Regions from separate parts of the Homo sapiens genome. Here region 1 is linked to region 2. A link is a loop called in an ENCODE intact Hi-C map of the cell type or tissue named here. Cell type or tissue: PC-3. All regions are shown on one strand. Links, peaks and the distances in the headings refer to the core of each region. The heading gives the core; the rest is flanking DNA. Region 1 has its middle 100 kb from the start of MAOA. Region 2 overlaps MAOB (monoamine oxidase B).

Evidence for each region. A loop is a pair of places that touch in the nucleus more often than their neighbours do. Peaks named below come from ENCODE experiments on the same cell type or tissue, not always from the same donor. Only the 100,000 strongest peaks of a DNase experiment are listed, where the experiment ranks them.
Region 1: it touches region 2 in a loop (3-fold over the local background); 1 of 110 quality-filtered maps calls a loop at or near these places.

The regions. Positions count from the first base shown.
Region 1 is chrX:43,748,853-43,765,478 of GRCh38, forward strand. No RefSeq gene overlaps it. Among named protein-coding and RNA genes, the nearest start is that of MAOA, 100 kb to the left of the region's middle. In PC-3, for the core only: no CTCF peak of the experiment used is centred there; no DNase peak of the experiment used is centred there.
Region 2 is chrX:43,793,282-43,809,907 of GRCh38, forward strand. MAOB (monoamine oxidase B) reads right to left here. Exons shown (of 15, transcript NM_000898.5): 4 at 10,019-10,123; 5 at 8,891-8,982; 6 at 3,844-3,985; 7 at 2,458-2,607; 8 at 138-297. Among named protein-coding and RNA genes, the nearest start is that of MAOB, 81 kb to the right of the region's middle. In PC-3, for the core only: no CTCF peak of the experiment used is centred there; a DNase peak (open chromatin) is centred at 12,520; H3K4me3 peaks cover 604 bases; H3K27ac peaks cover 3,438 bases.

The sequences.
Region 1 (16,626 bases), core at 6,241-11,240, 48 kb before region 2:
TCTGATTTTCTGAGAAATAAGCACAAAGATCAGCAACCACTTTGTAAAACTACCTGGAGTGAGTAGGAGAGGCCTGGGTTGGAATGGCAAAAAAGAAAAACAAAGACAGAAAAAAGTCTTCTTAGACCAGAAATCTCCCTTAAGAAATTACCCTTCCCCAGCCCAGCATACCGTGGCAGTGTTTATCTCCTGCTATGTGAATGTCACGATTGACGAGAGCAGTGTCAGACTTTATTGGAAAAACCACATATTTGCAGTGAGATAGAAATCACCGCTCTTCTATTAACATTTATTCTGTGCTATGATATAATTTCAGCAAACAGGACATCAACATTGAGTGTATTAATTTTTTCAAACTATACTCCTTGCTTTACACTGAGGTGGTGGTAAATGTGCAAGGCATGCCCCTTAGCCTAAGGAAGCTGACTGAGACATTAGAGGAAGAGGATGAAAACAAAGGAAGGTACTAGGTAATAGTAACAGTTCTCTTTCCTCTATCAGAGCCCAGGGCTTGGCTCTCTTCCTTGATCAAGGCCATTCTTTTCAGAGTTTGAAGGCAAAAGCAGGTCTCAAAGTGACAGTAGATGTGAACTGGTTGTCTCAGCCTGGAGCCAAGTTTCTGAAAAGCAGCTTTGGAAGCCTCATGTGAAAAAGCTGGCTTGAGGAAACTTGCCATTCATTCAAGGTGGGCTGTGGGCCCTTCAAGTAAGACCTCCCCTTAATGCACGTGTGATCCATCAAAGGCTACTATTTATTTACACTCCAAACAGTAACACCTCAATGGGAACCAGGTTTTCCTATTAATGGGCCTCATATATTTTCCACAAACCACCGAGGTCTATGGGTGAAATAGAGTGGAGGAAAGAGGTGTGGGTGTGTGCTGGGGGATGGGGAGGTAGGGACAGGGAAAGAGACGAAGATTGGCGGGGGTGGGGTGCTTAAAGGTCCACAGAGTAGTGCAGTAATGAGAATCTTGATGGATTGATATAGGGCACCCCTGCACCTTGTGTCATTTACTTTTTACATGCCCCTAGATAAGTACTGTGGCTTGAAGTACCTGTCTTACAGAATTGATGGGAAAACAGAGATAATGCAGGTAACGGCTTAATGCAGCAAGCACTCAGTAGGCATCAGCTCTTCTCCATCAACCTTTTAGAATAGCAGAAAGGAAGCACTGCTTAAGTTTTGCGAGCAGTTATTACCTTGAATTTCTTACAATCATTCAACACCTACTTATTGAGCACCTACTATGTGGTAGGTAGGCACCATGCTGTGATTCAGCAGTGTACAAGACACAGCCCACCTCATGGAGCACACAGTTGATTGTAGATACTGTGGAACACATTAATTGTGGCTCTGGTCAGTGCTATTACAGAAAAGCATGAGGTGCTAGGAATGCAGGGGAAGCACGATTTAAGAGGAAGTTACCAGAATCCTCAGGCCTCCATAAGCATCACTGTGTGGCAAGAGACTAAGGACACCACATAGTGAGACAGGAAGTAAAAAATAGAAATGGCATGACTAAATGGTAAAGAAAACCACATCTGCAACTAATAAGTGCTGACTGTTAAGTCCTATTTGTCCCATTGACCGTAGTTCACCCCATCAGTCTTTTACTGTTCCCCTGTCTGCCCAGCCCTTCTCTGCACTTGGAGCTCTTTAACGACTGTGATTGACTATCTTCCAGCACCTGTGCTAGGGGGCGGCCCCAATTTGTTTTAAAAGAGTGCCATCTTCTGGCCAATTAGTGTTGTTTCCTTCTAGTGGAAATCCTAAAGTATTCAAGACAGCCTCGCTCTTGGGGAAACTAAGAAGCGTCACCTCCACCCAGAATTTCCTCCAACACATTTGCCTGCACTCTCTTACTTTGTTTTCAGTTGTGACATGGATCAATATTGATATCTAATATTTGCAGCCTTTCCTCTGCCCTAATCTCTCAGGAAGGTTTTTTGTTAGAACTTCTTGGTTTTTCAGCCTCTGTTGTGTGCATCTGGGTAATGGGTGAAAAGAACATCGATGGGAGATGAGACAGGTGGAATTGCTTTCACCTTAGAAAGGGCAGGGAAGTAATCTGGGGAAAGCAGGAGAAGGGAGCTGGGGAGAGGAGAAAGTTTCAGAAAGGCAACTTGGGGCTGTGGAGGAGTGCAGCTGGACAGAAGAAGGGGTTTTCTCTTTCGATTTTATTTTAAGTTCTGGGATACATGTGCAGAACATGAAGGTTTGTTGCATAGATATACATGTGCCATGGTGGTTTGCTGCACCTATCAACCCGTCATCTAGGTCTTAAGCCCTGCATGCATTAGGTATTTGTCCTAATGCTCTCCGTCCTCTTGCCCCCTCAGGCCCTGGTGTGTGATGTTCCTCTCCCTGTGTCCATGTGTTCTCATTGTTCAACTCCCACTTATGAGTGAGAACATGCAGTGTTTGGTTTTCTGTTCCTGCGTTAGTTTGCTGAGAATGATGGGAGAAGAAGGGGCTTTCAAAAGCTGTTTTGACAACCTAAGGAGATGGAAGGAAAGAAGGAAAGAAGGAAGGAAGGAAGCTTCCTAAGTTTGGCTAGGAGTTTTGTGGTATAGTAAATATTTACATTACTTTTAAGATTTGGGCGTCAAAATTGTGTTTCTTTTAGGCACTGTATAGTGCTTGGACCACCTTAGAGGTCCTCAGAGCACCCTAGATTATTTGGGGCTGTACAAATTCAGAAAACATACACCTAATAGTGGCTGGCATCTGGAATGGTACATAAGTGTCCCGTGGGTTCACTATATGGGATTTCAGTGGAACTAAACCTTGGCAACTCTGTCTTCAGCAAGATCAACATCTAAGCTGGTAAACTGTGTACCCCATGCCAGACATACACTAAATATGTAATACATCTGGCAGTGAATTAGGTTTACATTAAGAAAATGAGCAAAGGAGGTCTGTTTGCCTGGTGTCGTGTATTCATCTGGCTACTATAGACTATTCTATCACATCAACTAGCAAACATGGAAGATGCAGGTATGAGGTCCCTAGATGAGTCCAATGAGGCAGCTGGTATTAGATGGGCCTTATATTTAGACTGTGTAGAGCTGGCTGGAGGATACATCTGAAAGGTAAGTCCACTGAGAGATGGGGCCAGTTCAGACAGGCCAAAGGGAGTGAGGGTAAGTCAGCTTCTCCCTCAAGCAGCCTGACCACCTTTGCTATATCAGCCATTTTAATTTTGTTGGCTGTATTAATGTCCTATTGCCCCTGTAGCAAAATGGCACAAGCTTAGTAGCTTAAAACAACACAAGCTTATTATTTTACAGTTCTGGAAGTCAAAAGTTCAAAATGAGTCTTACAGGGCTAAAATCAAGGTGTTAGCAGGAATGGTTCCTTCTGGAAGCTCCAAGGGAGAACTCATTCCTTGCCTCTTTCTGTTTCCAAAGGCTGCTAGCATTCCTTGGCTTGTGGCTGCATCACTCCAATCTCTTGTTTCCATGGATGCACCATCTCCTCCTCACTTTGAGCCTCCTGCCTCCCTCTTAAGAGAACCTTTGTGAGTACATTGGGCCCATGAGGATTATCTCCCTATTTTATAATCCTTAATCACATCTGCAAAGTCCCTTTGCCATGTAAGGTAACATATTCATTTGCCCCAGAGTTAGGACGTGAACATCTTCAGCCAGGCTATTGTCTAGCCTACCATATGGGCCTCAATATTTTTGAAAACCAAGAGTTAAATGCCACAATTGGTCTGTCCTTAAATCCCTGCTGTTCCAGGCACCTGAATTTGGAGCAGCAAGTAGAACTTTTAATGATTTAAAACCACATGGCTCTGCCCTGCTTCCACCAATGCCTACCCTCTTCCCTATCACACACACACCCCAATATAGCTTCTATCCAGCTTTGTCTTCTACAAAGCCTGAAAAGGCTTGCATCTGGGATCCTGAGAAGCAAATGTATTTGTCTTACATAAGCACGAAACTAGATTCCAAGTTTGTACCTTTAATAAACGACAGAAGAGAAATTTCTATTCTTTAACCCCAATAACTGAATTTCTTTCAGACTCTGCACACAACTGAATACTGGACTTTCACATGAACCTGCTCAGGCATCCCTTTAGATGGCCAAGCCCCAAAGCAAGAGTATCCTACCAGGCACTTGCCAACCATTGACTTCCCAAAAGATCATCAGAAAACATGTCAATCAAGAAAAGCTAAGTTTATCAGACACATTGCATAAGGAAGAACATCGCATTGACAGTCTTACTAGTGTCTCAAAGTGGAAAAATTGGGGGAGGGTTCACAGGGTTTTCAATTTGGGGGTTGTTTTTAAGGCAGATCTTGCAAGGCAAAAAACTGGTTGGAATTGGAAAAGTTTATGATAGAGTAGTTGTGGATTGGTAGGCAAAGTAAAGTGGTGTCTTAAAGCAAGTCTTGATGAGCAAGCTGTTAGTCTTGATAAATAATCTATTTGTGTTACTTCAAAGCTTTGTATTCCAGGAGCAAGTATTTCCTGGGACAAGTAGCCAAGTTATTTTGACTGGTTCAGTATTGTTTAGCTTAGGGACAGGAAAGTCTGTTGGTTTCAGCTTCCTACCTTTAACACACAACTAGGAATACTTATTATTTCTAAAGGCACGTTCTGATTTCTTAGCCCTAAGAACTGTCTTTAGAAACAGATACTTTGTTAAGTCACCCTGTTTTGTAGGAAAGCGTAAATGTTAAAAGCTCAGGTTTCTGGAGCTGGCTAGGCCTGGGTTTGAATCTTGGTATTGAACATGCATTTTCTTATCTGTTAAATGGAGCTAGCTGTTCAGTTGTTCTGAGCATTCAATAGGATCACATAAGTGAAGTTGTTACAGTACTAACAATAAATGATAGCTTTAAAGAAATAAAGGATCTCTTTGTGGTCTACTATGATTCCTACTTCAAAAATACATCTCAAATTACTTTTCTCCACTAGTAACTCCTCTCTGATTAGTCATCTCTTGCTAAAATGCCCTGGTTTCCCTTTTACTACACCACCCGAGCAGCCCAAGTAGATCTTTTAAAACTGCAAATCTGATCCTGTCAGTCCAGACTCAAGCCCTTTCAATAGCTGCTCAATGAACTTTGGATATGACGCACTGTGGCTCCCAAGGCCTTGCATGCTCTTTTTTCTGCCTGTTTCCCTACCCTCGTCTCTGGTCACTCCACTCTCCCTCAGAACCTTCCAGCCATCTCGTTCTCATAAATCCTCAGATATATCCAGTTCTTTTCTGTCTTGGTTCCCTCTCCATGGAAGGTTATTTTCTCCATTCTTCAGTTGGCTAAATCCTTTAGGTTATTTCCCAAGGGATGAAATAGCACTTCCTCAGAGATGCATTTCCTGAGAAACCCCCCGGACAATTAATTCTCCATTATAATCTCTTATCACTGCTTTAAAAAAATTATTTTCCATAAGTGATTCGGGTACAGGTGGTATTTGGTTACATGAGTAAGTTCTTTAGTGGAGACTTGTGAGATCCTGATGCACCCATCACTCGAGCAGTATACACTGCACACTATTTGTTGTCTTTTATCCCTCGCCTCCCTCCCGCTCTTCCCCGCCAAGTCCCCAAAGTCCATTGTATCATTCTTATGCCTTTGTGTCCTCATAGCTTAGCTCTCACATATCAGGGAGAACATATGATGTTTGGTTTTCCATTCCTGAGTTACTTCACAAAAGAAGATATACAAATGGCCAACAAACATATGAAAGAATGCTCTTATCACTGCTTTTGTTTTCCCTCCATAAAGATTCACAATTACATATTTTTTGAAATGCTTGTTTAATGTCTCCCCAAATGACAGACCCCACCACGAATGGGTTGTATCTATGTAGAGATCTGGAGGCCATCAGTTCTCCAGTCAGAGGAATAGGAACTTGGGTGGCCACAGCCCCTAAGCTACTAGCTTCCATGCATTCAGTAACTGTATCCATTTACCCAGTGTGCCAAAACAAATGCAATCATTTTTTTTCTGTGTAATGTGATGTGAAAAAGGTTGGCAAGCACTGCCTTATGCCACTATTTTTGGTATAGATAGAGAGATAAGCAAGTAGCCATCAAGGATCCAGGTTTTACTACGAAACATCACTTGCATGAGAAAAAGTAAAACCCACTGTCATTTCCCAGGACCACAATTTCATATGGTGCCCAGTATCATAATGGTAATGACATACCTTCAAACATATCCAACTACAAATTCAAGTTTTCTGCTCTTTAATTATTTCACTTCCATTGTAACATGCCCTCAAAAGAATGAATTTAAATGAGCCAATTAGTAACCGAAGGTCAGTCTGGAAGAAATAATTGACAGAACCAGTCCTCAGATCTCACCAGGGCTCTTGGATTTAAACTGGAATCCAAGAGAGAAGCATTTATTCATTATTTATTTCATCCGATCATTTATGACAAGCCTGGCCTCTCAGGGAAGCTGGATATCTGGCTGAAATGCAAAATTAACAAATTAAAATTAACAAGCACAGAAAACAAAAACAAAAAAAATCCAGTCTCTCTCCAGCTTACTCCAAGGGCTAGGACTGACACCGGGTGTACCCAGGAAGGGTGCTCTTGGCTTCTCAGAGTTGGGCTAACCTTCTCCCCACCCCCACACATGAATCCATGGTAAAAATTTCCAGTTAGGTAAAGACAGAAGACAGTATTGGGATAATGTAAGCGTCGTTTGGCATCAGGTGGGTGCTTTTGAGCACTCAGCAGATCACATCCTTCACGGATCGGCATTGAGGGAAATGAGGGTTCTGCACAGCAGTCCCTCTGAGACAGGGAGAAGGGGCCCATGTATGGCACAATGCCCTCTCCTGGGACAGGGACAGACTCAGTATGGTGGGGTGGCCAGGGTGAGCAAAGGGAAACGACAGCCTTAGTGGTCAGGAAACAGTTAGCGGAGAAGATGGGCTTGCCGCACAAGGACTTAGCCATCCTCAGTCTGGGTTTCAGGCAAACAGGTCCAGGGTGTCTTTGTGGGGATGGGTTGGCAGAGGATAATAGCAGGAAATCTAGGAAACACACACTTTTAGGCTCAGACAGGAGAGCCCTACACATAAGGAGCAGAGGATAAGGAATTGCTAATGGCTACTGGGCATGGAGCCTTGGTCCTGTACCCTGAGGCAGACCCATCTCTGTGAGAGGATGGGATCTGAGATCTAGTCCGAGGCCTGTGGTCTGCACTGGGCACCTTAACTACCCTGTTTTCATCACAGATCCCTTTGGGGCAGGGATATGGCTGGCACCCAGGTGCTGCTGATGTCTTGCTCCCTGGTTGAATATGACTTTTTGCACGCCTGCTGAATACTGGGCCCTTGAATCCACCTGGATTAGCCTCTGCAGAACCTTGATTGAATAATCTGCCAGCAACACTGGGACCCTGCTGCTCTTCCCTGCCCGCCTATCTGGGTCACCCTACTAAGCTGTGCATATGGCGTTTTTGGCACTGCCAGCCTGGATGGGTTGGGGTGGAGAAAGAGCCTCACTGGACCCGGGTGACTCTCCTCTCCTTGGCTTCTCAAAGAAGGAAATCCTGGAGCTGAGTGGCTAAAGACAAAATGTAGAAATTCTCCAGGCTGACAACAGGGTAGGACACCTAAGGCAGAGGAAGTAGCACTTCCCGCAGGTACAAGCCCCAGGGAAAGGTTCTTGGGCCATAGTCTGCTGGGTGGACCAAAGGCCTATAGAAATTATCAGAGCCTTCCCCGCTTTCATATCTTTATTCTAGATTTTTCACCCATCCACTTTTTCATAGAGCCCTTTCAAATAGGGAACCCAACCTTCTGAGGTCAAGCTATGAAAAGCGTCATTTTAGCATGCCTGCTGACCCCTGGGAAGCACTGGACATATTTGGAGTCCTCTTCTTACCATCAGCAGGATCTTGAAAAAGGAGGCAGTCACCCACTGAAAGCACTCCAGAGGAAATCAAGGAGAAACATGAGGAAGAGCTGACATTAAGGAGGCCGGCAGAAAGAAGAGTTCAGAGGGTGATGGGGAAGGAAGAATCATTGAGTCCCCCAACATCCTGAAGTCACCTTGTGCTAGTGTTGCCCAGAATTTCATCTTTGGAGTAGACTTTTTCCCTGAGTTGACCACAACTTGATAAAGCTTATTTACACTAAAGTGAGACGTGCCAGGAATCCATTTGGTGGGCCAAAGGTGCATTTTGATAGACCCCAGTCTAAGAGGATTTCTGATGTAACATTTCAGACAGTGCGATAAAATGAAACAAAAACATTTTCAGGCCTTGGTCAATGGGTCTTTGCTGGAGTCCCTCAGATTCCCTACCTAGACAGCAGTCGGCCTTCCCTGTGCCCACCTGCTTGTCCACATTCTCCTCATCCACTTACTGCTCACACACCATCTCCTTTTGTTTTGTTTTGTTAACTTAGTGTTTAAATGTGTTGCTGGATGTTGTCTCAAATTCTCTGGGAAGTAGCAGACAATAAGCAAATACATAAATACAGCAGCAGATTGTTTAACCAGGTGTCCAAACACCAGAAATATAAAACACAAATGTTTTTAAAAGATTTTAAAACAACTATTACTCACTTTTTTACATCAGCTTGCTATAATCACTGAAAAGCTGCAATAATGGAGATTATAATGAATGATTACAGTGAAATCACTGTAATCTGAGTACATAATTTGTCATAGCTCTTAGATATATATTTCTTTTGGGGATCACTGCTGTTTGTAATTGAGTAAATAGATATTGAACATTTCACATTTAATGGTTGGGTGTCTCGGGGCTCATCTTCAAATATTGCTCTGTTTACACTCAATCCCACAGCTCCCCAAATTATATCACCAGCCCCAACCTCTCCCTGGAACTCTAATGTACATAGTCAAAAGCCTACTCAACCCCTCCATTCGGATCTTCATGGATCTCCACGGATCTGTATCTTTATTACTCTAGACCAAGCCACCAGAGTCTCTGGCCTGGACAACTAACTTTCCAGGCCTCCTAGATAGTCTACTGCTTTCAGTCTTACCACACAGAAGCCTGCTTTCCACATCACTAAGTGTCTCACAGGGTGGAATTTCCAGGAAGCAGACTCTGTGATGGAGATTTGCATGCAAGAAGCTTATTGGAATGTGCCCTTGGGATCAATACCTGCGAAGGAGTGAGGGAAGCAAATTGGGCAGAGGATGAAGCAGAACTCTGAAGCAATTGCAATAAAGGTTTTAGGTGATTCCACGGGGAGGTCTGGAACTAAAATAGTTCTTTGTACCCACTCATTGGATTTCGACTACTCCTAGGAAGGGGCATGCTTTGGGACAGGGGGTTTCCTTCAGCCCGCAGAAAGGGACACAGCTATGAGCTGTCAGCCTCCCAACTTCGAGCAGCTGCGTGAATGAGTGCATCATTTCCAAAGGAAGATTTGAGTAGCACACTACAGTATCCACGACAGACTAATTCTTGTAAAAATTTACCAGACTGTCTACTACCTTACTAGAAACACTCCAGTGAATCGTCTTCACACTTAGAATAAAAGCCAAACCCTTTCCTGTGGCCTAAGACTTCCTACATGATCTGGCCCCTGTCTATCTCTCCAACCTCATTTTCTAGCATTAATTTGTTGTTACTGTTGCTCCTGCCATACTGGCTGTTTTGCTATTCCTTTAATACTCCAATCATGCTCTCACCTCTGGGACTTGCAATTGCTATTTCCCCTGCAAGTAGCATCATGGCTTTTTTTTTACTTCATTTAGGTCTCAGTTTAGTAAAAGTCACTTTCTCGGTAAGACCTAACCTGACCACTCAATCTGCTATAGCCATCCCCTGCCACCACATCACTCTTTATCCCCTTTCCTTGCTTACTTTTTCTTGATGATGGTTTTCATCACCTGAAAGTATAGGTTACAACAATTTTTTATTTATTATTTATTTATTTATTTATCATCTCCCCATTAGAATTTAAGTTCCATGAGGGAAGGGAGTTTCTCAGTTTTGTTCACAACTATATTCCCAACACCTACAAAAATACCTGAAATAGAAAGTGTATTCAATATATATTTGTTGAGTTATTGTTGAATGGTTATCATTCTTTAATCCTTATAATGGAACAGGCAAAATATCGTATCCAGAAGATATTGGGGCCATATTGAGTGGTAGAAGCAAATAAAAATATTTTTGGAAAGAAAATACCTAAGTTTTGGAGATAGCAATAATTTAGAAAGATCAGGTGCTAGGTATTCTGGATAAGTAATCTTATAAGGCTGACCCAGGGAGTAGAGACAGTGAAGAGAACACTCACAGGTTTAGAGCAACTCTCATCTGGGTTTGAAGCCCATCTATACCTCTTACTGGTTATGGGAACTTTGCCTTGTCTCTGAGACTCAGACTCCTTATGTGTAAAATGGAAGTGATGGGAGTGGAATCAGGATAAAATAAGATGATGTACAGCATCTTGTAATTAATATTTAATAAAAGTAGCTGTTGTTATAATAATATAATTAATAATAAGCATTATTGCTATCCAAAGGCAGTCTTATAAGAAGGTCTTAAAATTGTGTCAAGTGAGGTGGATCTTTTAGGATGTTTTGGACTGTAACAGAAAACCTGTATTCAAAATGGTTGAATTTATTTCTCATATGACCAGACTTCCTAAAATTGGGTAGGCTGGGAGAAGGGTATATCAGGGCTGATGTTTGATTTCTTTGTAACTTTTTTGGCCTCAACCTTCTCTGTGTATGGACCTCATCCTTGGCCTGGTAGTTAGATGGCTGCAGCAATTATAAATGTCACATCCAGATACTTGTAACATCCCAAAGAAGATAGAATGTGTCTGTTTTCTCATGTGTCTGTTTTTAAGAGTGAGGAACTCTTTTCCACAAGCTCCAGCTGGCCCCCTAAGAAGACTTCTCCTTATGGTCATTGGCCAGAATTGCATAACATACACCAGTAAGCCCGGGTATGTTTATTTTTTCTTTTTTCTTTTTGTCAACCATTGACAAAATAAAATAGGACCACCATGATTGCCTTAGGCTAACCAGTACCCACGTCTTGGGACTGGCGATGTGGCCAGCCTACCTTTTCTGAAGTACAGTAGTGTGTAAATAGCTGAACAAAATCAAGGTTCTATGTTGAAGGAGGTGGAAGAATGTATAGTGAGTAAGTCTAGTACCCAACATTCTGTCCTAACTTTTGGCTCAAAAAGAGATGGCCATTGCCAATGGGAATAGTCTATAATACTTACATCTTCCTCTGTGAACCCTACTCCTATACTGCTCCCTTCTGTGGTAGGTTTAACTGCCTACATTGTCCTTTGCTTAAAGCAATGCCTCTGGAATTGGGCACCTAAAAGAAAGGGGGCTCAGCTTGCATGGAGAGGGCATGCAGGGAATTGGCAGGAAGGCTTTTATATTATTTAAGGACATATACTTTATGTACTGTTTTCACATTTAGCAGGCAGCTTTTAGAAGATGTTATTTTGAAGACAATCCTGCCCTTAGAGTGCTTCCAAAACATCAGGATGCATAGCCCAAAGGCCACCAGCCCCACCGAACTTTGGGCTCCAAAAGGAATTATATTTATCCAAAGTAAGCCTTGACCAGTAGACCAAAGGCCTGAGCATTTGGCAGCACTGGAGATAGAAGAGTAAAAGATCAGGTAGAGCACAACAGGAGGCCAGAGAAGATGGACGAGTTGTGGGGATGAGGAATTTATGGCCCAAGACAGCCCTCACTCTCTTCTGAAACAGCTGGTGGTCTTCTTCCCATTGCTCCCACACAACTCCAGGACTTTCTCCATAATTTTCTATAACCCAGGGAATATTCTGGTATTGAAAACATTTTGACAGCAGGCTAGGGGGGAAGAAAATATAATGCAATGAAATGGCCTGGAGGTAAGAGAGATATGTCAAATTCAAGAGCAAAACTCAGTGCCACTCAGCATTTTGCCTGGCAAGGAAATGGATTTTCAAGGAGAATAAAGTGAACCAGAATGGTTAAGGAAGAAGTGGTTGGGGATTAGAGATGTAAAGAAAGGTAAAAGAAGAGTTCAAAGTGATCAGGGTTGGAGGCCAGGGACTGAGATGTCAGTCTGCTGGAGTGGTATATGACTTGTTAGTAACTTGTCATGTGGTCTTAGCAGAAATGACAAGAGCAATTACATCAGAAAGTAGCAGTCCAGGGTAACTGTAGGATCTGATTAGATCAGTTATTTCTAATACCAGAGCTTGGCTTCTAGTGTCTACAGGCTGAAATGTCATTAAGATCACTCGCCAGGAGGATTTTCAAGTCAGATGATTCCTTATGAGCACTTAGACAAATTAACGGGAAACAAACAACAACAAAAAACCCACCAACACATTTCACCAAGTTGTCTACACATTCCCCTACAGTCCAGAACATTCTAGATTATTCTATTTGGTTGCAAGATTGATGGCTCCATTATTGAAATGAGGAATGGGTGAGAAAACTACCATTGCTTTCGAATAGGACCTGTCCTTTTTAGTTTGAGGCCAAGGCTAAGAAGAAAGTAAAGGGATCCTAACATATTGGCCAGGAGACAAGATCCTAAAGGGTATGCAATGACAGAGGACTAGTAACTGGGGACAAGCAGAGTTAACGTTTTAAAGGAAGCAGATAGGAGGGCAGGTGAATGTTGGCAGAGAAAAGATGTCTCTGTTAGGTACACTCTGTTTCCATAGGAAAACTAGGGGCAGTGAGGAAGTAGAGGAGATCAGCTCCACTGTGGTTCATTCAAATCTCATGATGTCCCGGAGCATTGGTCATTAGTATTGAGATGCCTCAGTAGGTCACATGGCACAGCAGCCACTCAGATTTGGGCTTCATTCTCCCATTCCCTGTGACTTAGCCTGCTCTCTCCTTGTATCAACTTTGTCTTCACCACTGTCATAGAAAGGCTTTTAGCCAGGCCAACTCATGGACCACTGGCCACCTATAGAGTGCTTTGACTCAGGAATCAATCCTAGTCCAATCAGTTGTGGCCAGTTAGTAGGATCAAAAAACCAGGTGACGTTTTTGCAAAGATTCATTTCTGACCACCTTTTAAAAAGGGAACCACAGGCATGGCAAGCACTCAGTGTTTCATAGACATCTTTCTGGCATGAGACCTTACCGATAGATGGGATTTATCCCACTTATGCAGCCTTGAAGATCCCAAATTGAGATGTTCTCTTTATAACTAAAATATCCATGAGACTGTCACATAAACAGGTTGTTTTTCTAAGATTCAACATGTCTCTCCCTTGGACAAAGAAAAAAATTAAAAAATAAATAAATAAATGAAATACTGTGCTTCTTTCAATAGAATTCTTTTAAGTTGTGTATTGGTTCCTATACGTTACACCTCTTAGGCACCACTGTATCCTCTCAGCCCATCTTTTTACTCTAGCCATAGACGCGGCAACCAGATGTGCAAACTGACATCAGCACCTTCCCCAGTGGCTATTCCAATTCATGGGCAAACCTGGAAGTTCAAGGGAGTTAACATTCCAGCGAACACTTTAACTATTCTAGGGTACATTGTGCAAGACTCCTCAAAGGGTCCCCAGAAGGACTGAGCCCCTGTATCCCACACCAGTGACCAGCTCAATAATACATCCTCGGATTGGCTCTCCCACCTCCCTTGTTTCACAGTCCTGCTTCCTGGGATCACTTTCCAGAGTGAATGGTCTCCATAAAAGCCCTTGTTTGAGGCTATACTTGTGGGTGGTACCCAGTTCAAGACAACCATGCCTTCCAATCAAGATAGTCTTTCTTTAATCAAGTAGTTCCTATGATCCAGGAAACATGTATCACTCTTTAACTTGTTAAATTGATGCTTAACTTTTATTTTAATTTAATTTAATTTAATTTTTTTGAGACAGAGTCTTGCTCTATTGCCCAGACTGGAGTGCAGTGGCACGATCTCAGCTAACTGCAACCTCCACCTCCCAGGTTCAAGCAATTCTCTTGCCTCAACTTCCCAAGTAGCTGGGACTACAGACATGCACCACCACACCTGGCTAGTTTTTGTATTTTTAGCATAGACGGGGTTTCGTCATGTTGCCCAGGCTAGTCTTGAACTCCTGACCTCAAGTGGTCTGCTCGCCTCGGCCTCCCAAATTGCTAGGATTACAGGCATGAGCCACTGCACCCGGCCCAGATGCTTAACTTTTAGGGAGCAACACTGTTTGCTTTTATTCTAAGTATGTTATTAGCATCTTTTTTTCACTCCAATGTAGCTGAGTAGGTGAAAGAGGATGGAGGCTGAGCAGCAGTCTTGTGAGAAAAGCTCAATGCCAGATCTCCAAGCTTTACTGCATCTTTGAACCAGTAATTCTTAGCCCTTGATTATGACCTTCACAGAGAAGGTCTGTGAAGACACTCACCACCTACCACCCTGCTATATTCAATTCCTCATGTATTTAGGTACAAGGGGTCTTTCCAAAGTCCCCCAGTCATTTTGTTATGCACTCACAGTTGAGAATCATAGCTTTAGATCCATCAATCGACCCAAGAGGGAAACTGTATCCAACCAGTTAATGCTATCTCAACTAAAATCTAGTAAAGAAGACAATTGACACTTTCAAAATGAGTATGCCAAAAATTTAAGTTGGCTCTCTGCAAAACAGCATAGGAGCATTCTGTTTGCTGAGTAAGTATAACAGGATTGCTAATTCAGAATTAAAATAAAAATTACAAGAATCCATTCATTTATTATTTTTTAGACATTATGATGGCTTAGGCACCACAGGAGGTACGGAGGATGAAAAGATGAATAGAAAACTGTCTCTGCTCTCAAGAATAGATGATAATAATACCAGTGTATTGAATGGGATGTAAATAAATCACTTTATTTTTTGTCTTCCACTGTTCATTTAAACCTGCTCAGTGAGGGAAGTTTCTCCATTTCTTGCATTTGAAAACCCTGGCAGGTCTATGACTCTATCATCAATTGCTCTTAAATAACAGACAATCCTATGACTTCCTTAAGCCACAAACCACAGTCTCAATTCAGTAATTTTGATGTCCAGTACTGTGGAATGATCAAGTCTCTGAACTTGATTTAAAGCTCAGTCTTCTCCCCTCTTCCAGTTAAGACCAGCTTCAGGGGCAGCTGTGCCATCTTGCAAGGGACATGTGGTAAGCTTTTCCTTTCCTTCTGTACTCCTTCCTTCCTTAGCTTGCCAACCGTGGATTCTGGGACTTTATGGGTTGAGTGTGGAAGGCAATGAGGGAAAGTGGTTTACTGAACACTCCTACTTGACTGTTCCTCTTATAAGGTAGTTTTATATGATCCAAGCCTGGCTGTTATGAGAACTAACTCTTTCTTGTGAGGACACTTTTGGGTGTTTTTTTCAAAGACTCTCCCTCTGGCTCTAACCTTGACTGCCACAAAACAGGCAGTGCCTCTCCTTTGGGTAGCCAATTTTAATCCCTGCTTAGCTTGTTTTCTGGCAGTTGCTGTGGCAGCCCCTAACTCTCTGGTCAAAACTATCTCAGCAAACTATTGCAAGGACAAAAAACCAAACACCGCATGTTCTCCCTCATAGGTGGGAATTGAACAATGAGAACACTTGGACACAGGAAGGGGAACATCACACACCGGGGCCTGTTGTGGGGTGGGGGGAGGGGAGAGGGATAGCACTGGGAGATATACCTAATGCTAAATGACGAGTTAATGGGTGCAGCACACCAACATGGCACATGTATACATATGTAACAAACCTGCACGTTGTGCACATGTACCCTAGAACTTAAAGTATAATAGATAAATATATATATATATATACATACATACATATATACTACCTCGAGCAGAATCGAGGTCTTTGATTCTTCAGAGGTACGTGAAGCTCTCAAAGGGGTTTTCTTGATGCTTCTCTCACTAGACTTGGAATGAGAAGGCAGCCCCCCCATCCCTCCCTTTTGTGCTGTGTTGGACCCAGAGAATGGCAGCTCTCTCTCTAAAGAGATCTGTACAAATCTGCCCCTTTGAAAACCCTCTCTACTCCTTTTATATTCTCAAAACTGGTGAGGGGTTACAACAGAAAACAAAAACACGTTTTTTATATCTTTCCTTTGAAGTTCTCTATTTTTGTCTATCTCAGGACTCACCTTGGTAGCTGATATTTAATGTAACTTGGCACCTCAGTCAAATCATGTAAATTAACACGACACAATTGCAGTATCATGTGGTCAGCACAGAACAAGAGGTCAATGTATGTGACATTGGGAAAACAAAGAAAAGGGGCACCTCACTCAGCTGGAGAATGAGTGATCCAGGACATTTTTGGAGAAGGTGATTCCTTTTCTTTTTTTTTTTTTTTTTGAGACAGAGTCTCACTCTGTCACCCAGGCTGGAGTGTGATCTCGGTTCACTGCAATCCCCGCCTCCCAGGTTCAATCAATTTCCTGCCTCAGCCTCCCCAGTAGCTGGGACTACAGGCACGCACCACCATGCCCGCTAGTTTTTGCATTTTTTATAGAGATGGGATTTCACCATGTTGCCTAGGCTGGTCTCCTGAGCTCAAGCGATCTGCCTGCCTCAACCTCCCAAAGTGCTGGGATTACAGGTGTGAGCCACTGTGGCCAGCCCTTGACTCTTTCTTAGCAGATGCATTAGAGTTAGCAATGAGATCAACTTTTAGGGAGACTTTTTTGGAGAAGATGCT
Region 2 (16,626 bases), core at 9,454-14,453:
GCAACATATCCATGTAACAAATCTGCACATGTACCCCTGAATCTAAAATAAAAGTTGACATTTTTAAAAAATGCATGCCTTAGCAACAAGTTTCTTGGACCTTCTTCTAAAGGTTTTTATATAAGGAAAGTACTCACCCTTTTTCCTCCAGAAAGGCTCTTTATAATAAACTATACACTTGATGACTGAACCCAAAGGCACACGAGTGATCATCTGGTTTCTCATCATTGGCAGAGGGGGATTGAAGTGAATCTTCATGCCCAGAGTAGGAGGAATAGCACTAATCACATATTTAGCCTGAAAGAAAAGCAACATGGTTAAACATTGTTGCCGTGTTGCTTTTGTTTTTTTCCCAATGATTCTCTCTCATTCTATCGTTATATTCTTTTCAGTCTCTTAAAGAAGTGACAAGGATTTTGTCGAAACCTAAAGTAGCCCTTATTGTTCCTTAGTTCAAAACCTCCAATGACTTCCCATTGCACTTAAAGTCAAAGCCAGATTTCTCACCATCATCGCCAAGGCCACACATGAAATGGGCCCGTTACATCACTGATCTCACCTCCTGTTACATTTGCCCTGACACTCTTACTTCTGCTATTTTTGTTTTCTTTTTGAGACCCAGTCTCACTCTGTCGCCAGGCTGGAGTGCAGTGGTGCGATCTTGGCTCACTGCAACCTCCACGTGCCCAGGTTCAAGCGATTCTCCTGCCTCAGCCTCCAGAGTAGCTGGGACTACAGGTGTGCACCACCACACCCAGCTAATTTTTGTATTTTTAGTAAAGACAGGGTTTCACCATGTTGGCCAGGGTTGTCTCGATCTTTCGACCTTGTGATCTGCCCACCTTGGCCTCCCAAAGTGCTGGGATTACAGGCGTTAGCCACCAAGCCTGGCCCTGCCATTTTGATCACCTTGCTGTTCCTTGGTCACACCAGGCTTGCTCCCACCTCAGTGCCTTGGCACTGGCTGTTCCATCTTCTTCTCTCAGGGAACCACATGGCTCAATCCCTCGTCTCCTCCAATTCTCTATCAGATATCACCTTCTCAGTGAGGCCTTCCCTGATCACCTTATTTAAACTTGCATAACCAATTCTCCCATCTCACTTTCTGGTATGCCCTCTCCCCACCTTCCTGCTTGATTTTTTCCGCACTAATTATCACTATCTGACATACTTTATATTATAACTATATGTTTCATTACTGTCTTTCTCCTTCACTAGAAGGAGAATTGTATGTGGGCAGAGAATTGTATCTGTTTTGTTCACGACTGTGTTCTTAACTCCTAGAATCATGTCAGGCACATAGGAGGTGCTTGATATTTATCAAATAAATATTTTCTGTGTTTTTCTAATTACATAAAAGCAAAATACAGAGGGTTGATAATACCTTTATAAGTTTTTATAAATCCTCCCCCACCCCAAATATTCTGGTTCTCTTTTCCTTTTTTTCAGTTAGAGATAGCTTTTTCACTATTGGCAAAAAGACTGTCTATAAAGTGTGTGACATTGTTGACTTCGGCTTTGATTATCTATGAGACTGTGGCCTCTTCCCACTTGTTTAAGTGTCTTGGTAACTCTGAGTGGAAAAATTTCAAAGCAAAGTTGAGTTCAAAGCAAATGTTGAGTGAGAGAATGGAAAAAAGTGCTTTTTTCCATTCTCTCACTCAACAACGATCACCACAGAAGACTTCTGTGACCAAATGTGGAGTGGTTTTTCCCCACATATTAAGCAAGCAAGCAATTCTATAGCAGACATCAGCCATGTGTCCTCTGAATTCAACTCAATTCTGACAGTATCTACCTGGAGATAACTTCTGATCCTACAGGTTGAGGGCTCAGTCTCCAAGACTGTCCCCCACCTTCAGATGTCAGTCACAAGTCCAGCTTCCAGAATTTCTGACCAATCTGCTTCCAGTTGATGTTCCTACAACCCCTTCAAGTTTGATTGATTTGCTACAGTGGCTCACAGAACTCAGGGAAACATGTTTACTGTTTTATTATAAAGGATATTACAAAGGGTACAGAGGAAGAGGTGCATTGGGCAAGAGTTGTGAGAAAGGGCATGGAGCTTTCATGCCCTCCCCAGGCATGCCATTCTCAAGGAACCTCCAGTTGTGCAGATATCCAGAAGCTCCCAGAACTCGGTCGTTTTGGGTTTTTATGGAGGCTTCCTTATGTAGGCACAATTGATTAAATCATTGGCCTCTGGTGATCAATTCAACCTTCAGCCCCTTGCCCCATCCCCTCCCTGGAGGCTGGGGGTGGGGCTGAAAGTCCCAACCCTCTAGTCTTTCCATGGTCTTTCCTGTGACCAGCCCCATCCTGAAGCTACCTAGGGGCTGCCAGCCATCAATCATTGGCATCAAAGGACATCACTCTGGAGATTCTAAGAATTTTTAAAGTTGTATGCCAGGAAACTGGGATGAAGATCAAATATATATTTCACAATATCACAGTTACCTCATACATCTCATGGTTTAGGGTCTCCACAAGGACATTTTCTCTTGTCTGGTCAATGTAGATCACAGGCCTCTCCAGCTTCACTCGGTCTCCAAGGAGGTCCATTATCCGCTCACTCACTTGACCAGATCCGCCCACAAATTTCCTCTCCTGGAAAGAGAAAAGGAGGTGAAAGAGAAACGCAGGAATGGGCATAAATTGCTAAATTCTTAGTTGTCCTCACATATGTCTACTCTGAGATGTCTAACATTTCATTTTGCTGCAGTGAATAGTGGCTTTCACCATGGTTTTCTAAGTAGGAATTGCTGTCTTTGGACAAAGTTACAGGATTTCTAAGTTACTTTACAAGCTATGCTCTTGTAGATTCCCAGACTCCAACCTTAGCTGGACATCTTCAGAATGACCCCTGTATCCCACCTTTCTGGTCACCATCCCTGCTCTCTGTCCTATCTGCAGTCTTTTGCTTAGAGCTGGAACTGGTGAAGCTGTACCTAAAGCTCTTCCCTAGCTTGCCTGAGCAGACCTAAGCCTGCTTCCCCTTGCTTTGTGGCTCAAGCGCAGAACTTCCCTGCCTCCCACCATGTCCCCTTCCCCCAGGCCAGCCTACTCCCTGTTGCAGGCTGCCCATCTTATCCTGGGTCAGATGCCTGCTGCTTCTGTAGCCACCGAACTCATTTCACCTCACTGTACCCACCTGCCCTCAGCCTTGCTAAAACTTCCAAATGTTCTACCTGGCTATGCACACAGTTGACCTGGCTGCCTCCTCCTCAATTTTCAGTTAAGGTCAGAGAAGGAGAAGGAGAGGGAGAAAGAGAAAAGGAGGAGGAGAAAGAGGAGGGGGAGGAGGAGAAGAGAAAGAAAGAAGAGGAGGAGGGGGAGAGAGAAGAATGGAACATGACAACCAAGCAGATTATTTAAGAACTCCAATATGTTCCTACTGTGTCTAGCACAGTGCCTTATACAGTGCCGGGGCTCAAGAAATGGGCATTGAATGAATGAATAGATAAATGAATTCCATGAATAGTGTGTGTTTTAAATTGAAAATGCATTACTGAATTTCCTTTATAAGCTTTCCAAGAAGTGCTCAAGCTAAGCTTAATTCAGATGGTCTCCTACAAACTTACCAAATAATAATTGAGCGTATGGAAAATGGCCACAGTGCATAAAGAGAGACAAGCCTAGCTTTAAAATTACATTGGACACTGGGTTCTCACAGTGGGTACCTGACAACAGACTGCCTTACAAGAAACACTTTGAGCTGCCATGGTAATGCTCTAAAAGCCACAAGCCTGCTTCCCACTTCAGCAGTTCATGATTGAAGGATGATGATCTTTCATTTCAGTAGCAGTGTTTTTCCATTGGGACTGTGGAAGAATGGATGGGTACCTGTCCTCCATTTGTTGTCGAGATGATTCTTGTTGTGCCTCCACACTGCTTCACATACCACAGGAACCAGAGAGCAGAGACCTCATGGGTCTCTGCAGTGACACACAGGTTCACAAAGAGAGTGGCAAGCTGCTTTGCAGATCTGCACAGGAAGAAACAAGAGCAAACTTGGCAAACGCAGGAGAGCAGCTTCTTAATTCTCTAAAAATTATTTAAGTAACACATTTTCTTGGTTAAGTTTAAAACAATGTGGTAAGGTCAAAAAATTGTCACTAGAATCTAATATTACAAAACGTGACATCGGAGGTTTTTGAAATATCAGATTATTTTCCCTGTAAACAAAACACCTTACTCAGAATCAGCTTCTATTCCAGATTCTGTGCTTTCATGATTTCTCCTTACATTCCTGCTGCTCTTCCAGTGATCCCCATCTCAGTAAAAAGCACCATCATTTACTCAGTGGTAAAAACCAACACTCTAGAAATCAAACATTATTTCTCTCTTTCCATCAATCTTCCCCCATCCAATTCATTGGGAAGTCCCATTATCTCTCACCACATCACTCCACCTTCACCACAAATTTAGAATCCATCTCTTTCCAGGAGTACTGCAATTACTTCCTTCAGACTGGCCTCTCTGCCTCCATTCATCCTCACCTGGTATCTGTTCACCACACTCAAAGCCAGAGGCTTTTCCCTCCCTCCCTACCATGATGCTCTCTCTGAAGTATAAATCAAATCATGTCATTTTCTTGCTTAAAAAGTCTCCAGTGGTATCCTATTAAAACCAGAATAAGATTCAGATCTTACACCATGGCTTCCAGAGCCCTATGTGATCCAGCCCATGCCTACCTTTTCTGTCTCATCTTGTACCCTCTTCTTTTTACTCTAATGTTTCCTTAGAAAGACATATTCACATTTGTCTATGAAAACGACCACTGGCTTCCATATTCCCAGCATCCTGACATTCTCTATCATTTTGCTACTGTATAGTATCTTTATAACTCTTTTCACTGTCTGAAATTGTCTTGATTATTGGTTAATTCTTTTTAATTGCTGTCTCCCCCCACTAGAATATCAACCTATGAGAACAAGGATCTTCTGTTTCTCACTCACCATAGTGTCCCCTTTAACAAAATAGTGCTTGGAACATTGTAAGCACTCAATAATTACTTGTTGCATGATTGAACGAATGAATGATTGATGAGAAATATCAGTTAAACAAAATTTTTTAAACATCCATAACATGCAAAGGATATGCTAGGTGCTGTACCAAACACAAAATTAGTCACAGTTATCTATTCAGTTATTTTACTGCCTAACAGAAGACAAGCTCAAATAATGGATGAGGGGACAAACAATTAATAGAGCATAAATGGGTAAGCTTTTGCTTGACATTGGCAGGTAAATGGTGAGAGGTTATCACCTATCAGGAAGCACACCAGAAAGCAAACTATCTCATGCAATTTCGAGGACTCCATTATATCTAGCACAGCATAAAATTCATCAGTAGTAGTGTGCACTCTGGGATTTCTTTAATAAGGTCCAATTCCCCTTTTGACTTTGACATGAAGTTTGCATATTGTTAATCTTGTTATATCTGAGGCAGCATTTTCCACCTGGTAATGCTGACAATGGTTGGGATAAATGATATTGTCTTCCATTTATTGAACTCTTTCCACACTCCATTGTCTTTAAAATCATTATCTTGTTAAATTGTTGCAACAACCGTATCAAATATCTATTATTTTTCCACAGTTCACATGCTAGAAAACGGAGTCTCGGACAGTTTAGGAATATATAACGACACAACTTCAAGTCAGATCGTACTTGACGCAAAACTCGTGCTTTTGATACCTCAAAATGTTTTCTAATTAGTCAGCTGACAGCCTTGGAAGTGCAGCTACTCACCAAGGGGCATCTCTCTACTTTACTGTATCTTGACCCTAGAAGTTTGTAGAATCATGCCTAACACACATACCAATTATTGACATTATTTGCAGCTGTAACAACCTGACAGCCCGTCTATGACAGTCCCCATCATTACAGCCTGTGAAATGGTGTCATATATACATTAAAGCGACTTACAGTTAGTTTTGTAAGATTTCTCAGGATAATTGAAGGGATGGAAATTGCTAGCTCATGCCTTCCTTGCAGAGGCAATTTGTAATATCTAACTAAAACACATATCCAGACGTCAATTTAAAATAAAAGTAGTATTTTATTTGTTGCTTCCTAAAATCCTATTTCTTTTCTTCCTTATTTTTTAGGTGGATTGAGGGGCATACAGTAAAGGGAGTAATAAATAACTGAAACCTAACATTGGCCCAGCTGGAGAGCCAATATTTAACAAAAATATTGCTGGAATTCTAGTTGTTATTGTTGGCAATTTGGTGGGAAAGAAATAATTCTGGTTTGAAATAAAGGGAGATCTAAAAGTAATTCTGAAGGGCCAGTCCATTCCTAATCCTTTATTTGAATTTACTCTAGGAGCTTCAGTAAGAAAAGAAATAAGAACAATATTTGAAGGATGGAAGGTCAAGGAAGTTAGTGCAATATTTCCGTATTTTTTGCCCTGTTGACTTTTTAAAAGATAAATGTTATAATATTTTTCTACATGAAAAATACATACACATTATATAAAATTTGGAAAATTTATAAGATAAAAGGATGAGAGAACGAGTGTCTTCCATATTTCTGCCCCTCCAGAAGATAATTACTAGTCTCATTTTGATGCATTTTTTTCTAAGTATAGGTCTTTTAAAAAATGTTTTTACATAGCTGTGATCACATTGAAAATACAATTCATGTTTGTGAAGTGCACTTTGTAAATGATAATAACTGAAAGAATAATCAACATTAGTCTTGGAATGTATGATTGTGCTTTAGTTTGAACAACAATAGGTTGGATATTCTGGGGATTACTTCATTTAAATCCAGGAAATAATACTGTGTGTATCTTGCTTGGGAAGAGTTGGAAAATTGTCTTGTGTTCTTATACTCCTAGTATCTCAGAATGCTTTATTTTGTCAAATGACAACTTAGAATATTCACTAAGTGGAGGACTAGGCCAAGGGCTACGATAGAAAATGTCGGGTCCCTGTGATCCCAAAAACATATGATTGATTTTATCACCAAGAAACTTAAAAGTTCTCTGAGGAGAGAAGACCTAACTGAATTTATTAAAAGCTTTTCATAACAGGAGTTATAAAACAAATGCAGATAATTACATACTTATTATATTTTGAAAATCTAAAGTATATAATTTAAAACTAAATACTACAATTTTATTACTATTAAAATAAATTATATTGCAAACTACATTCTCATAGAGGTGTTAGATAGCATTAGGTAAATGTTTAAAAGAATATAATTAATAACACGCATTGATTTCATGACATAAAAGGATTTTACTATTCCAGAACTGGTTGCTTTCAAAGGTTGAAAACACAGGAGAGGCATAAAGATGTTTATTATAGAGTATTGTATAATGATAATAACAAAAAACAGAAAGTAACCAATGTGTTCAACAGGATGATAATGGACAAATACATTACGTATTCATTTCCCATGGAATATTCTGGTACCATGAAATATGATGTTTAAAGAATAATTTTTAATGATGTAAAGTTTTTAAACATTTTAAAAATAAATGTTTGCATGGTAATATTAAACGTTAAAAATACTTCAATGGATGTCCATTGCTTTTGCAGTGCATATATAAATAGTTGTTTTTAGAAATGAGATCATATACCATACCACAATAGCCTGCTTTTCTATGTGTTTAATATTACTATTTTTTCCAGTCATTAAATATTCCTCTACAACACGATTTTTTAAAACCCTCAAGTACTCAATTTTTTAGATGTTCCATACTTGATTCTGCCGATCTTCTACTATTGGGCTTTCAGATCCTCCCTTTTAAAAATAATGCTTTGAATCTGCCTCTTTCACTGTTTCTCCCTCTCCCTCTCTCCTTCTCTCCCTGTATGCCTCTCTCTTCTTTTTTTTTTTTATTATTATACTTTAAGTTTTAGGGTACATGTGCACATTGTGCAGGTTAGTTACATATGTATACATGTGCCATGCTGGTGCCTCTCTCTTCTTTTGCCTCACTTTCTTAAAGCTAAATTATTAGAAGCTGAATTTTTATATGAAAAATATATGAATTTTATGTCTTTTGATTATTTCCATTTTTAAGATTCAGATATTCTAAAAGCTTGTTTTTACTTTTAGTTGGCAGTGAATGAATGCCTAAAAATGAAGACATTAACCCCCGAGCCAAACATATTCTCAACTAATGCTCTTTAGCAAGACAGGGCAGTCTCCTTGAATTTGGCTTCCATTTCTCTTATTTTGTTTACCACAAATTTACCACGTGCTTGAATGGGAACCCTCATAATCCTTTCCATTTTCCCTGCTGTCCAAGAGCAGTGTGGCCTCTCCATGTGGTCTGTCTATACAAGCCTTCACAATTTCTCTACAGTTCCCAGTTCTGCCAACAAGAATTTAATGCTTAACTCATAGGTACTTGTTTTTTCACTAAAGGGGAACAGCCAGTCCAGTCACACATGTTTCCCCTGTAGTTGTGACCTATCTACACAAAGGCTTTAGAGGTTCCTCTTTAAGTCCTTGAAGAATTGCACTACTTCACACAAGGTGTGGCAAATGCACATGCTAACCATCTCCACATTTGACCACCAGTGAAGAATACAAAAATTGTCCTATATCAACAACTTAATAAATGAGAGCTTTAAGCTGATGGTCTTTAAGCTGTTTCAGATAAAGAAAGTGGTACCTTCTGGTCTGTTCTGAGGACTTCACAGGGTAATACCACCTTTGTGATACAAAACTACTCCAAAGAAGTAAGTTGTATGTACAGATATCTTCAGGGTAGGAGCCAATTCCAATGGTTTTCAGCATGCCACTGGCTGGTGGTGTGGTTTTAGACACAAAGCAGCTACTTGTCCCATACTTGTTGAACGGTATTGCTAAATAAACCTAAAAGGTGGTCACAGTAAATGCCTGTGCCTAATGGCAAGACTTACTCAGTCCAGCAGAGCTTGTCCAGTAGCTCCTTCATTGTCATGTTGTCCCACTCTTCTGCAAGGGGAGCCTTCCATGGGGCATCACTCGGAATCTACATTCAGATGAGGATTCGAAGGAGAAAGACAAATGTAATTTTCTCTTTTATTTTATTCATTTTTGTAATTTTCCACTTTAAATAACTATTCAAATAGTATTAAAAACTCTACCTTAAAGAGGAAAAATGTTAAGTTTTCCAAATTCATCCAATATTGCTTTTACTGCATAATCAATGCTGTCTATGTAGCTTTCCTATTATAAATCTGTACCACCCAAGCCATATTTAATTTGTGATAAAACTTCCTGCACAATAAATAGAGGCATGTTGTAACTGGGCTATTTCTAGATATGGATTCCTAAGTTACTAACTTCTAGAGAACACTCATAAATTTAACTATTTAACAAGGATCACAGAGCTGCAGCAAATCATGTCTATGGAGTTTTCAGTTAAGCTTTATGTGTGTTCAGAAACAGAAAACCAAACACCACATGTTCTCACTCATAAGTGGGAGTTGAACAATGAAAACATATGGACACAGGGAGGGGAACATCACACACTAGGGCCTGTCGGGGGTTGGGGGGCAAGGGGAGGGAGAGCATTAGGACAAATACCTAATGCATGTGGGGCTTAAAACCTAGACGATGGGTTGATAGATGCAGAAAACCACCATGGCACATGTATACCTATGTAATGAACCTGCACGTTCTGCACATGTATCCCGGAGCTTAAAGTAAAAGAAAAAAAATGCTTTATGTGTGATTACTTATGACTTGTTTGGGCATGGTGGTGAATCAAAGACCCAGAAGTCTAATTTTGCTATGTACTGAAGATTTCCAAAATTTGAAACATCATTCCAAGAAGGCTGAGTGACACCCAATCTCCTGCCCACTCATCAGTAGTATACAAATATCAATCTGTTTGACATCTTATTATTGCAGAGGTTAGAAACAAGTTCATTCATTCATTTCACAAATCTTTAGTTACCATGTGTTCACAATGTGCTAGGTGTTGGAGATATATTTTACTTTCTTTCTTTGAAGGATGAAACTTATTACAAAAAAGAATACAAATATAGTCAAAGAAGCTTTACCTCTCGCCCCATGTCATCCATTGTCCTCCAAAAGTTGTTATGATCTAAGTAGGTAATTGGATTCCATACAGGTGGGAATGGCCCCCTGAAGGGGTATGATTTGCCCTGTGAGATACAAGATATTTTTAAAAGGAAATATTTACTACAATGTAAAAGTAGGTAATCTGCCAAATTGGTAAATGTCTGCAAGCAAAATTATGTGAGTTATCAATATGTGATATACACTCAACTTTTTAGCTCCTTGTGTCCTCAGAACCCCACTTAACTTTTTAGCATAGAGATTGCCAGCAAAATTCTCTGTTAATTAAGTTCACTGCCACACCAAGCACGGTAAAGAGGTTTCTCTCTGAAACTGGAGCCTTTACCATACAAAATGTAAATACAAGTACATAAGTGGAGTTAACCTAAGGAAATCTTATTTGTCAATGGTACTTGCAAATATCTCAGAGTCAGGAGCCTCTGTGTGCCTGGAGAGTCAGAAAATTATAACTATAAGCATTATACAACTTAGAAGGGGATCAAAAATCAATCACAAGAATGCAACCATCTGTTAGAAGAACCACAAAACAGGGCCCAGAAAGCTTTCCCAAGGACTCAGATGTGCTAGGTAAACACAGGAGTTCCCAGAGATCAGCAAAGTCAAAGCAGAAAGATTAGACAACTTCAAACTTCTCTTCTAGACATGTTATACCACCTGGTTCTTCCCACAGGGATACCTCGACACAGAAATAAAGGGAACACATTGTTCCAAGGATTTAAAATAAATAATATCTGGGAGAATTAACCTGTTGATGGCACTTAAGAGACACGCAAAAAAACCCACTTTGGGTCAATCTGAAAACCCGAGTCAGAAGCCAGGTCGTGCATTCTGATAGCATCTTTCAACGGAATCAGAATAACTTAAGGTTCTCAGTCAACAGAAACTTCCCCAAAACTCTGAGTCATTCAATAAAGATGCACCTTCTGTTGATGTTGTACAGGCAGAGAAACTAGAATTGTGGAATAAGAGATTTCGTATTTGTTCTTGTATTAATTCTGTGGCCATGTTGGTCTTCTCTCTCCAACAAGGCCATAAGATTCTCAGGGAAGGGTTGAGATACAGCTTTATGTTTCTTCTCAGCCAGGATTCCTTAGAGAAACAGAACCAACAGGAGAAAGAGAGAGAGAGAGAGAGAGAGATACATACATAGATATATAGATACATAGATACATAGATATAGATAGATGATATTGATATAGATATAGATGGAGAGAGAGACAGAGACAGAGAGAGAAACAGAGAAAGAGAGAAGGATTCAGATTTATTTTAAGGAATTAGCTCATGTTGATTGAGAGGGACGGCAGGTCCAAAATCTGTAGGGTAGGTCACGGACCCAAGGAAGAGTTGCAGTTTGACTTCAAAGGCAGTCTGCTGGCAGAATTCCCTCTTTTCCTGAGAGTCATCAATCTTTTTCTCTTAAGGACTTCAACTGATTGGATAAAGTCCATTCACATTATGGAAGTTAATCTGCTTTGCTCAAAGTCTACTGATTTAAATGTTAACCTTATCTTAAAAATAGCTTGACAGAAACATTAGAATAATGTTTGTCCAAATATCTACACAAGTTGACGTATAAAATTAACTGTCACCCTTCTTAACACTATTGAGGTGTACTTTAGCTACAATGTACTCATTTTATTTTAGTTTAGTTTCCGTATTTTGTTTTTTATAGTTAGAAGTAATTTTAAAAATTTTAACCTGCCATTAAAACTGTATATATTTACAATACACAACATAATATTTTGAAATATGTATACCCTGTGGAATGGCTAAATTGAGCTAATTAACATACGCATTACCTTACATACCTATCATTTTGGGAGGTGAGAACACATAAAATCTATTCTCTTAGCAATTTTCAAGACTACAATACATTGTTTTTAACTATAGTTACCATGTTGTACAATACATCCCTTGAACTTATTTCTCCTATCTAACTAAATTTTGTATCCTTTGACCAATATCTCCTCACAAATGTACCCACATTAAATAATTTAACATGCAATTTGGGGAGTTATGACACATGTGTACACCTATGTAACTACCACTCCAATCAAGATATAAAACATTCCCATCATTCCAGAAAGTTCCCTCTTTCCCCTTCCTAGACAATCCCTGTCCCCTTTCTGGCCCTGGGCAACCACTGTTCAGTTTTCTGTCACTTATAGATTGTTTTTGCCTGTTTTCACATTTTTTAATGGACTCATACAAGATGTACACCTTTGTATCTGGCGTCTTTTGCTCAGCATGACATTTCTGAGGTTTGTCCAAGTTTCCGTTTGTTCCTTTTTATTGCTAAGTAGTGTCCATTGTATGGATGCATCACGGTTTGTTTCACCTGTTGATAACTATTTCTAGTTTTGATCTGCTGTGAACAAAACTGCTATAAACATTCTTGTACAGGTCTTTTTGTGTACATATGTTTTTTTCTTCTCTTGGGTCAATGCCTAGTAGTGGAATGGCTGAGTCACACAGTGGGTGTATGTTTAACTTTTTAAGTTTAATAGTGTTCCAAAGTTGTTGCACTGCTTTACATTACCAACAGCAATGCATGAAAGTTCTAGTTGATCAGAATACTGACACTTGCTGACTTTTCTTTTATGCTTTATGCTTTAAATATAGTTTCTATTTGTTTTACACATTTTTACAAAGTAATTTGTTTTACAAATTTTTACAAAGTAACTTTGTTTTACAAAGTAATATTTGTTTTATAAAAAAGTTGCAAAGATAGTACAGAAAGTTCCCATATACCTTTCACCTAGTTTTCTCTAATGTTAGCATCTTACATTACATGGTACATTGCCAAGACCAGGATATCGACACTGGTAGATCACTATGTACTAAACTTCAGATTTTATTTGGATTTCACCCATTTATCCACTAACCATCCTTTTTCTGTTGCAGGATCCCATCCAGGATACCACATTTCATTTAGTTGTCCTGTCTTCTTAGTCTCCTATGGTGTGTGATAGTTTCTCAGTAGTCCCTTATTTTTCATAACCTTCAAAGTTTGAAGAATACGGGTCAGTTATCTGGTAGAATATCCCTTAATTTGGATCTGTCTGAAGTTACTTTTTTCATTTTTAGATTAGGACTATGAATTTTGGGGAAGACTACCACAAAGACCAAGTGCTCTTGTCATCATGTCACCTCAGAGGGCACTTGATATCAATATGACTTATCACGGATGATGTTAACCTTGATTCCTTGCTTAGGGTGGTGTCTGTCAGGTCTCTCCACTGTAGAGTTGCTACTCACCCCTCTTCCATGCTCTGTTCTTTGGAAGAGAGTCATTAAGTTCAGATCATCCTCAAGAGGGGATGGTGGGAGCTAACTTCCACTTTCTGGAGATGGAGAATCCCCACAAATTTTTTGAATTCTTTTCTAAGGAAGATTTTCCTCTTTTCCCCTTTTACTTGCTTATTCATTCATTTATTTATAACAGTGGACATATATATGTGTTTTATACCTTGTGTTATAATCTAATACAATATGATTTATTTGTTGCTCAAATTATTCTACTTCTGAGCACTCCTTCAGGTCGGCTCCTGAGTCCCTTTGACATGTCCCCATCCTTTTGTCTGTTGAGCATTTTTTTCATTTTTGGCACTAGAAGATTCTCCAGACTCATCTTCTATTTTCTCTGCCCAAGCCCTAGGATCTGTCATTTGTCCAAGAAGGCTTTCCTTTTATCAAGAGAGTGGTATTTAGAAGCAAGTTCTGGCTGCTGAGTGCATGCTGATTTTGTTTTATAATCAGCTTTATTGAGAAATAATTCATGTTCCATACAACTTGCATGCTGACCTGAAAACCTCCACTTATCCCTCCTTCATCAGAGTTCAATACATAAAACTTGCTCAGCAGAAACCTGTGGATTGATCCAGGGACCATTCTCCACGAAGAAGAAGTCAATCCCCATTCTAGCTCTGCCTCTCCTAAGATGACTGACACAGAGTAAGACAGTTACTTAATCGTCCAGGCCCCAGATATCAGTCTTTGTAATTCAACATCTATTGACTCCATCGTCTTCTTCCAGGAAGTATGCCCAGATTAGCATAAACAGTTGGGTTAGGTGGTCTTCTCAGTGTCCCAGAGCTCTCTGTTTCTCTTTCATCTGCCGCTAACTCCACTGCACCAGTTTCATGCATTTACTATTCTATCTCATTCACTGGGCCCTACGCTGCAAGAGCATGGGCTCTGGAGCCAGTCTCCCTGGGTTGAGTCATGGTCTGCCACTCACTAGCTGTGTTAAGTTGCTTAACTTCTCTGTGCTTCAGTTAACTCAGTAGTGAAATGTGATCATAGTAACTGTCTTGGAGGCATGTTAGAAAGATGAAGTGTGTTGATACATGTAAATCACTTTGAACAGTGGCTGGCATGTTGTAAGTTCTCAATCAATATTATTACCGCAGCTGCTACTATTATAATTATAATCTTTGTATGCCTAGGACGTGCTGGCAGAGACTGCTGGCACACAGTAGGTTCACAATATATGCTTGATATAATCTCAGCTGTGTGACCTTGAACTTGTCATTTATTTGACACACAATGCCCCGATTTATAAACTGATCTTTTGTACTTTGGTTCCTTATGTTATAACTATCTATCCTACTTGTTTTAAGTCTCCCCTTGAACCCAGACCCACTATGGTCTCTGCAGATCCCTACCAGCAGAGTAGTGCCCAACCCTGCCCCCTCAACACAATGCACTTGTACAAAGTGGGTGTGGGATGGAACTTAAATAGCAAAGAACCAAATCAAGATGCACATTGAGAGCAATGTGCATCTATGACTGGTGTACAAAGTCATCCTTCTGCACTATCAGTGTGGCATTGTGCCCACGAGTAAAGGGAATCACAAAGAGATAAAACCATAAGCAGCTAAATAGCCACACCATAAGTGGGAAGAACAGCATATTTTTGCTTGAAAATCCATTAATAAAAAGATAGGAAGAAATCAGTATTCAGCCAAACAATTAAATTATTTAGGTTTTTTTGTTTGCTTGTTTTCACAAATGCATTGGTTCAGCCAGAAATCACCACCAGATGACTTGAAGAAGAATGTGAGCCCAGCAGATGTGGTTAATTAATGTCTGTCTGTCACTGCCAGGGCCTGCACCAGCAACCATGGCAGCTCCTGGAAACATAAAGACAATTGATTCAGAAAGTGAGAGCTCAGTCTGACACATGGGACTTGGCCTGGGAAAAAGTGAAGGACAGCTTTTGGAACAAGGCAGAGTTAACTAACTAACCATGACCTGCATGTGGAGCCCTGCCCAACAAAAGCATCCTGCACATCTATATCTATATCTATATCTATATCTATATCTATATCTATATCTATATCTATATCTACACATAGACACACACACACACACACACACACACACAGAGTCTTGCTCTGCTGCCCAGGCTGGAGTGCAGTTGCACAATCTTGGCTCACTGCAACGTCTGCCTCCTTGGTTCAAGCGATTCTCCTGCCTCAGCCTCCTGAGTAGCTGGGATTACAGGTGCACACCACCACGCCTGGCTAATTTTTGTATTTTTAGTAGAGACGTGGTTTCACCATGTTGGCCAAGCTGGTCTTGAACTCCCGACCTCAAGTAATCCTCCCAAAGTGCTGGAATTACAGGTGTGAGTCACCGCACCCAGCCATATCCTTCTATATTAACCTCCCACCAGAACACATAAGATGGGCACCTCTCCACCATCCCTCCTTCCTTTCCCCAGAGATAAATTATTTGTACAGTACATGTCATATGGAAATGCTGTGATGAGGGTGGGAAGGGGCCCCTTCCAAGACTCTATTTGACAGATCCCATCTGAATAACCCAGTTGAAATGTCACCTCAGCTGAATTATACGGATTCTCATTCAATGGAGTCCCAAAAATATTGAGGGTTGCCCAAATAGCAATAATCCCAGCAATGCAATGGTGTCAAAGACCAGCTGTTAAAGCCCTCCTAACTCAGGAATGCTCCTAGAAAGGAGGTTTGCTCAAGACTCTAAAACCAAAAACAGAGTAAATGTGTGAGTAAATGGGAACCAAACAATATGTAAAGGAAACTATCATGAAGCAGAATAAAACACTTTACCCTTTAACCTCCTTGGTGTCTTATGTCTAAGCAGGCAACAGCTTAGTTTAGGTAAATTCATAAAAACAAATCTTCTTTTGTAAGATTAGGGAAAACTTCTGATAAACACAGGAAAGAGCTATTGTTAGACTCATAAAAATTTGCAAATCTTCAAGCTTCAGGGAGTAAGTGGGGTAAGGAGGAAATGTCTAAGTTTATAAGATTACACAATCTGAGGCAAGAGTTTTGTGCCTCACATTTGGCCATGATGGAAACATTCCAGTGATTATTACTGTTTTGAACATTGTCCAGGGAGGCTTGTTCTTCTGAAGAAATCATGAGAAGACATTAGAATAAGTCCTTGTCCTAGGATGTACCTAAGTTAAAAGGTCTAATTACATATAGCATTTTTCTTTGATCATTACAGCAGCCCTGTTAAGTAGGTCCAGCAGAAGTTATTTCTTCCTTTTACAGGTAAAGGAAATATAGCTCAGATA